2 separate regions of the Homo sapiens genome follow, and region 1 is linked to region 2. The links are chromatin contacts, found by Hi-C or POLR2A ChIA-PET in ENCODE. All regions are on one chromosome and are shown on one strand. Each heading gives the region's core, a stretch centred on a gene start or an enhancer-like site at or near the end of the contact. The rest is flanking DNA. Distances are from core to core; before and after follow the strand shown.

Region 1 (3,902 bases), core at 685-3,184, 250 kb before region 2:
GAAAGTTAGCCTCTTTGAGGCTCAAATTCTTTATTTATAAAATGAGGCTACCATAGACCTACCACACGGGTCATGAAGAGAACTGCAGAGGATAACATGCATGCTCCTATTCTGTGCAGGTGTGGTACATTGGGGGTGCTCAAGAAATAGAACTTTTCTTCCGCTGTGGTCATGCCTGCCCCAGAAAACCCTAGAAAAGGCCCCAGTCCTGGCACAGCAAGACATTTAGGACCCAAAACCTGGACACGAGACCTGGACAATGTGACTTTGCTGAGTGGCAGAATTGTTGCCTCACTCGGTAGCATAAGTTGTTTTGGAATTTGATGTGGTTAGAGATATAAACGGCAATAATCTGACAATTCTATGCTCTTTCTGACCTGGCAGATATCTCTGAGACCACCGTAGATGATTGTGCAGTACATATACCTGTGATACACAGGTGCACATGGTGGTCCCAGACATCTGCCCCCCCAGATGTAACTCACTTCCTGCCTTCCTCTCTCTATCCCCCTCTATTCTTTCCCATCCTTTTTCCTCTTTTCATCCTTTCATGTAAATGGAAATCACAGTAACACTCTGAGGTTGTAACGTAGGTCAAAGTAGATGTGTCTAAAAGTGCTTTAACTCTAAAATGCTATATAGAAAGTTATGCTTTATTGTTTCATTTTTCAGAGCAAGAACTATTAAATATGTGTTAGATGCCATCAGTTAAAGTGCTGGGTTGGTTTATTTGGTGGGTTTTGGTTCTAGTTGCTGTGCACATTCCAGTCCCTAAGGCAATCAGTGGTATTTTGAGAACCTAGCTGGCATCCCTGCATGACTGGGATAGAGACATACTCTCCCGAGTGGTGACCCTCCTCCTGGAGCATGCTAGCTAGTTCTGCACAGGTGAGAAGTGGCTCAACTATAAATTAACACCTGGCATTCAGTGTGTCTGCCCTTGTAATTCTTGGTGTGGGGATTGTATCAGAAACCATACGTGTTTCCTTTGTCCTGACATACAAGACTTGTCTCTCCAGATTGGCAGGTACACAGGCCTCTGGCTGAACCCCAATTTCAACAACTCTGGAAGACCCTTTGAGGTGCTCCCCAGGACGCTGTTGGAGTCTCAGTAATAGGATTTCACTTCCCACCCTGATTTCTGAACCTATTGAGGAATAAGATAAAAGACCAAGTGGTTAGAGGCCAAAATATCACATTCACCATTGATAAAGTTTAGGTTGGAAGGCCCAGCTTGTATCTCTTGGCAAATGGAACCTGAGTTTTAGGCGCAACCCTTTCATGGGAGTGCTGGGCCAGGGAAAGCTTCCACCCTGGCCAGGGCCTACCTGGAGGAGCTGAGCAGAGCCTGTGCTCACAGCACATGAGTGCTCCCAGGAGGAGGACATAAGGTTTTGAGCCACGCTCCCAGTTTTTCCTCCCAAATTCACCAGGTACAGAAGGAACTCTGACAGGGACCAGTGCTAGCCAAGAACTGTTCCTCTCCCACAAAGTCTTCTCAGGGCAAAATGTTTATAGAGTGACAAGTTCCCTCAAGAGGAACATCTGGTCACCCTCTAATCTATGCTGTTCTGACAGAATAACTAAAACACGCTCTTCCATGCCCTGTCTGGTGTTTACCACAAACCAAAGCTATGTGCTGGCATTCACACCTCCCACCACTGCAGTCACTTCTTCCGTTTACCTAGCATCCAGCACCCACTCATCACCCGCTCTAGTCTGACGGCCCACAGGGTATTGTGGCTGGAGCCTAGCATTTCCTTTTCAACTGTTTAAGGGATGCAACCTGCTTCTCTTTTGTTCTTACACAGACGCATTCTATGGGCAGCTTCCGTATCTTTGGACCTCAGTGTCATTAAGTATCACATGGCCTCACAACAATAAATGGAAAACCTAATCCTCGTGTATGTGTTTTTAAAAGTCCGTTCCATTTAAATGAGTCATACCATTAAGTCAACACACAGTTTCGCTTTAAACCCTAAGTCACTTACATAAATCCCCAGGGGTTCACTGTGACCCTGTGTAAGGCTTCTTCCTTTTCTGTAAACTTTCGTTCTTGGATTACACATTTCCAGGGATGACTGCCAACTCCTTCTTTTGCCTTCAGTCCTCTGAGAGTGTGTGTGCGTGTGTGTGTGTATTTTATGTCTGCATCCTGGTCCTCCAAATAAAAGCCACCTTTCCTGTTTTCTCAGCGACTTGAATCAATTCCAGTTTTCCATTTTCCCATTAGTGTTTGGTGTGTGTGCTTTGCTGGATTGGTCAAAGAAGCTCCCCACTCTGCAGAATTTTTGAAGGCTCCTAAGGTAGAGAGCATTACATTGGAAAGAAATGGAGCTTTCTGATTCTTCAGAGACTCAGCCTTCTCCTCTGAGGACCCAGCTGCTGGTCAGGTGTTTAGGAGAACCCAGCAGGCAGTCTATGCTTCCATGGTCTTCCCAATAACACTTTATGCTTCCTTCTACTAAGTACAACCATCTATATTTTAATGACTTGTCTTTCTCCTTCCCTGCTCTGTGAATTTCTCCAAGGCAAAAACTCTGTCCTAGCCAGTTATGATGGCTCACGCCTATAATCCGAGCTACTCAAGAGGCCAATCACTTGAGGCCAGGTGTTCAAAACCAGCCTTGGCAACATAGTGGGGCCCTCATCTCAAAAAAAGAAAAGAGAAAAAAAGGCCTGTGTTCTATTCTTCTTTTGATCCATTTCAGTTAGCTCCTGACTCTTAGTGCCAGCTCAGTTAGTATTTGAGAAAAGGTAAAGGAAAAGAAAGAAGCAAGGGAGGCCAGAAGGGAGACAGGTTCCAGCACCCTTGAATATGCTGGCACTCCCTCTAGAAAGCTGCTCCTACATGTTTCTCTGTGGTCGGCTCCTCCTCTCTCTCTCATTCCTATGTCCATTCAGCATCACCCCCTCAGAATGTCCTTTCCTGACATCCTTCTTAAAGAAGCCACCACACAGTCATTCTCTATTTTACTTTCCTGTTTTATTTACTTCATAGCTGTTTGTGATCTGAAATTATTTAACTGTATGTTTATTTATTGTCTGACTCCCTCCACTATGATGTAAGCTCCATGAGGTACAATAGTTTTAGGATCTTAAATAGTGCCTAGCACATGATAAGTGCCTAACAAGAGTCAATTGAGGCTGGGTGCAGTGGCTCACTCCTGTAGTCCCAGCACTTTGGGAGACCAAGGCCAGTGGATCACCTGAGAACAGGAGTTTGAGATGAGCCTGACCAACATGGTGAAACCCCATCTCTACTAAAAATACAAAATTAGCCGGGCATGGTGTTGGGTGCCTGTAATCCCAGCTACTTGGGAGGCTGAGGCGGGAGAATCGCTTGAATCCAGGAGGTGGAGGTTGCAGTGAGCTGAGATCATGCCACTGCACTGCAGCCTGGGCAACAAGAGTGAAACTCAGTCTCCAAAAAAAAAAGGCCGGGCACGATGGCTTATGCCTGTAATCCCAGCACTTTGGGAGGCTGAGGCAGGTGGATCACCTGAGGTCGGGAGTTCGAGACCAGCCTGACCAACATGGAGAAACCCTGTCTCTACTAAAAATACAAAATTAGCTGGGCATGGTGGTGCATGCCTGTAATCCCAGCTACTTGGGAGGCTGAGGCAGGAGAATTGCTTGAACCCGGGAGGTGGAGGTTGCAGTTAGCTGAGATCACACCATTGCACTCCAGCCTGGGCAACAAGAACGAAACTCCATCTCAAAAAAAAAAAAAAAAAAGAGTCCATTGAATGAATAAACAGAGAAAGAGAGAAAGGTAGGCAGGCTCTCCTCTCCCTTTTGCCCACTTGAATTGACACCTTAAAATGTAGACCACCACAGACAAAAAAGAAGCTGTTCTTCTGTCCTTTGCTGACCTGTCTACCTGGCTCTTTAACATGGAC
Region 2 (3,683 bases), core at 608-3,107:
TAGTAATGGGTGCTTTACATGTATCATATTAATTAAAAATCACCATTCCTTTTATTAGCTAGATTGTGTTAGGGACAAGCTACCCCAAAAAAGCTTCTTGGTACTGCCAACACCCCCGCCCCCCACCCCCGCAAACCTCTCCGTACCACCCCTCCTCTTCCCCCAAACCTTTTTACATTTCTAAGCCCCTATCTAGGCACCGCGGTGAAGCCAGGAGACTTTTACCTATCAGGTCTTGCTGCTATAAAGCAAACCCAATTACAAACCATCCGGACTGCACAGTGGGAGGTCGTGGGAAGTATAAACAAACTTTACCTACACCCTCCGGTACCATAAACGTCACAAGGTGATATGTGGCAGAGTTAACCAACAAACAACTCCAGGGTCTCTCTCCCCCACATAAAACCCTCATTTTGTAAGCTCAGGGCTGCCTCCTCTGTCTGTAATGGAGCAGCCGGCAGGTTGAATAAAGGCTTGCCTGAACTTGGGTCTCGGTCTCTCTCGGTCTCTCTCTCCCTCTCTCTCTCTCTCTCTCGTCCTTTCTCTCGGCTAACTTCACAGATTGCACATAAAAAAGAAAAGGGGTTCAGAGAAGGTAAGTAACTCCCTAGAGACCAATAAGTGGCACAGAAGGGAATTTGGGCCCTCATCTGTCTGACTCCAAAACCTGGCTTTATCTATTCACCGGTCCTTATAACTCAGCTAAAACGAGGGTTAAGCAAGTGCCATCATTTATGACTGTGAACCTCTTCAAAGTTCAGATTGTTCCTGAACAATCAAGCATTTCAAACTCTTACCATCAAGTAAGGAGATAGCGTTACATCGTGTGTAGGCATATGGGGATTAAAGATTACATTATATTTTCCAAATTGCACTTGAGAATTGACTGTGCCAATTATATCCTTTCTGGGTATCTACCTTGTTCACAGTATGTGGGATCCAGGTTGAGGAACAGCATAAAATTCTTGTACCCTGTTGCAAAAATTTATTAGTAATCCATGCATACTGGTTTAGGATTTGAAAACAGGTTTTATAAAAGGTTTGCTAGGTATCGATCTAATTTCAGGAATACCCTAGTAGGGAAATTCAGTGACCTTTACAAATTTACCCGTGGCCAAAAAAAAAAAATAAGTAAAAATTAAAAATCAGAACACATCCAAAGTAATTATAATTAAAATTAACCAAAGTTCCTGATCCAATCCTGATAAGGGGTATTAGGTTTAATATTTACAGATAATTTATGAAGAAAAAGATTACGGTTCAAAGTCTACTTCAGGTATTTCTATTTACATTTCTTGGAAAAGTTTCCCAGGGCTCTTTCTGCCCCAGCCGCCAATCTACAGAAGAGTCTAGTCGACTGTCCACTCATTTCACAGCACTTGTCTGAAACTAGAAGACCCAGGGAGGGAACAAGGTTCAGGCTTGAAACGCTAAGACATTCAAGATTTCACCTTGTATGCAAAAATCAGAATGGGAGGCTGCAGCGGGGCCTCACACTCACCGGAGCTAGGCGCTATAGATCCCGCACCCGCGGAGCCCGGCAACCACCTGAGGGGCCTTGGCCAGGAGGGGGTGGCCCCCCGGCGCCGGCGGCAGCTCCGGAGCAAACCTGGCAAACCCGAGCAGGGCGGTGCGGGTTGCTCAGGGAGAAAATGAAGGGAGTGATAGGGTGGGGGTGGCAGGGAACGGGCACAACGCCGGCTTCCTCCGGACGGCCTCCTGCGTCCCACCTGTGCTCCTGAAAAGCGGCCCCCGACAGGGCGCGGCGGGAACCCGAGCCGGGAGTAGGGTCACGAGTTAAAGCGGCGGGGGCGGGAGGATGCGCGGGCGGCGGACGGGGCGCTCTCCTCCCGTCTGACTCTGGGCGGAGCGGGGCTCGAGGCTGCTGGAGTCGCTCGCTGACTCGCCCTGCGCCCTCGCCGCGGACACCGGAGCTGCGGCCGCTCCCCGCTGTCCCCCAGGTGAGCCCGCGGGGCGCTGCCCCGGGGCGTCGGGTGTCGCGGGAACGGCGCCCGCGGCGCACAGGGAGGGCCGGGGAGGCCGGGAGGCAGCGAGCTGTCGGGGACGCCGCGGGAAGGCCGGGCCGGGCAGTCGGCGCCATGGAGGGCAGGCGGGCTGGAGCTGGGCGCGAGATGCAGCTGTTCCGCGCCGCCCCCAAGCCGCCCGCAGGTCAGTGGAGGAGCGCGCCTGCCGGGCCTGCCCGGGGCTGGGCGGGTGGGGGTGCTCTGCTCCTCGGTCCCCCTCCAGGCCGCCGCCCACCTGTGGCCAGGGCTCAGAGGGCTGGAAGCCACCCCCGCCCGGAGCCCCTGGGCTGGAAGGCTTGGATGCCGGCCGGGGCTCCAGATGGCCTTGACGCGGCTCGGCTGGCCCCTTTCAAGGCGGACTGTCCCCCTGTTAGAGGTGGGGGCGGCTGGAAGTGGGGGCTCAGGCCCGGGTCGCTGCGCTGGCTGAAAGCAGCCGCCAGCCGGGCTGCGGCCGTCTGAGCTCCACGGCAGTGCCCGGGGATGGCAGCGACCGCTCTGGGACATCGCTGCAACCCTGCAGATCTTTCTCGCACACACTACCCAACAAAAGTGTCAACCCTTGTTGTTTGTTTGTTTGAAAAAAAAAGAAGACTGGAGAGACTAAAGTTTTGTGTCTGGTGAAGTGGGAAAGCGCTTCTGAAAAAACGAGGTTGCATAACTTTGTCGCCAACTGGGAGGCCTTTGCTATTTATACACTCCCGGGCTTTCTCCAATTTTCTACAGCTTACTCCAATCAAGCCTCTGCCCGCCAGGAACAGGTAACCTGTGTGTGTCCGTTTGCTCCTTCTAAGAGCATGCCTGATAGATACTTCGGTAGCCTCTCCGGATGGCCCCTTCGTCGGGTAGCCTCTCCTGATGGGGTCCTTCGCCCACCCTGCCTCCCGCGCCGGCGCTCCGGGTGAATGTCAAGGGTGGCTGGCTGCGAATACCTCCTTCAGCTGCTGGGGTTCCCGACAGTTTGCAGTTTTTAAAAGTGCACCCTCGGAAGGGCTTTTCAGACTGGGTAAACCTGACTTTTCCAAGGTCAGCATCTGGTCCTGGTGAATGAAATGTCTACCGGGACAACTCGTTGTGATGTGCTGAATATATGCTGGTTGGCTTGTTTTCTCTTTGTTCCTGTGGATTACTGTACATGGTGTGTGGCTAGTTTGTTTAAAATTTAATTTTCCCTGTATCAAAGTGGAAAGCGCTTAGTGTCAATATACAACTCACCAACATGCTTATTAACAGCTTCATCATTATGTTGGTGTTCATATGCGAGCTTTGGTCAACATGAAATCATCTGCGTTTTAAGTCCTATAGATAAAGTCTCCTTAAATGCTGGTTAAAATATCCTGCCTTTTTGAAGGAAGTAAAACTGTTAAGTGAAAATCCTAATTTATTAATAACTTTTTCTTTCCTTTATGCCTTTACCTAAGAATTACTGCATTTATGCTTTGACAGGCATTTTAACACGCACACAGGAGCCACACTTTAATGAGTTATATAATAATTATTTCATTTTGAAGGTACTGCATTTGCCATACAGTAAATATGTTTTATGGTTTATTCATCCAGCAGTATCCTTATTAATCTTTTCATTAACAAGAGTTTAAGAACCTTCCCCATGCTATTCTTTATAGCCAGTATCTATTGTTCGGAGATGTTGGGCTTCCTAAG

The links. A loop is a pair of places that touch in the nucleus more often than their neighbours do. ChIA-PET counts read pairs that join two places held with the same protein, here RNA polymerase II (POLR2A). Pooled maps may share reads with other maps.
Region 1: a loop to region 2 is called in a pooled map, with 12 times the contacts of the local background. The contact joins the enhancer-like site here to the promoter of MCOLN3 in region 2. A Hi-C loop is called at or near these places in 4 of 50 pooled maps. POLR2A ChIA-PET finds 5 or more read pairs at or near these places in 2 of 52 experiments (Panc1 and activated CD4-positive, alpha-beta T cell).

What each region holds. Positions count from the first base shown.
Region 1 is chr1:85,296,148-85,300,049 of GRCh38, reverse strand. No RefSeq gene overlaps it. Among named protein-coding and RNA genes, the nearest start is that of BCL10, 21 kb to the right of the region's middle. Within about 2 kb of position 1,934, at least 24 of the 41 ENCODE cell types and tissues checked have a DNase peak (open chromatin) inside an H3K27ac peak, as active enhancers do; they include Panc1, where a contact is called at or near this core.
Region 2 is chr1:85,046,674-85,050,356 of GRCh38, reverse strand. It overlaps MCOLN3 (mucolipin TRP cation channel 3), which reads left to right and starts at 1,857. Exons shown (of 13, transcript NM_018298.11): 1 at 1,857-1,961. RefSeq lists silencers at 1,456-1,595, 1,626-2,375.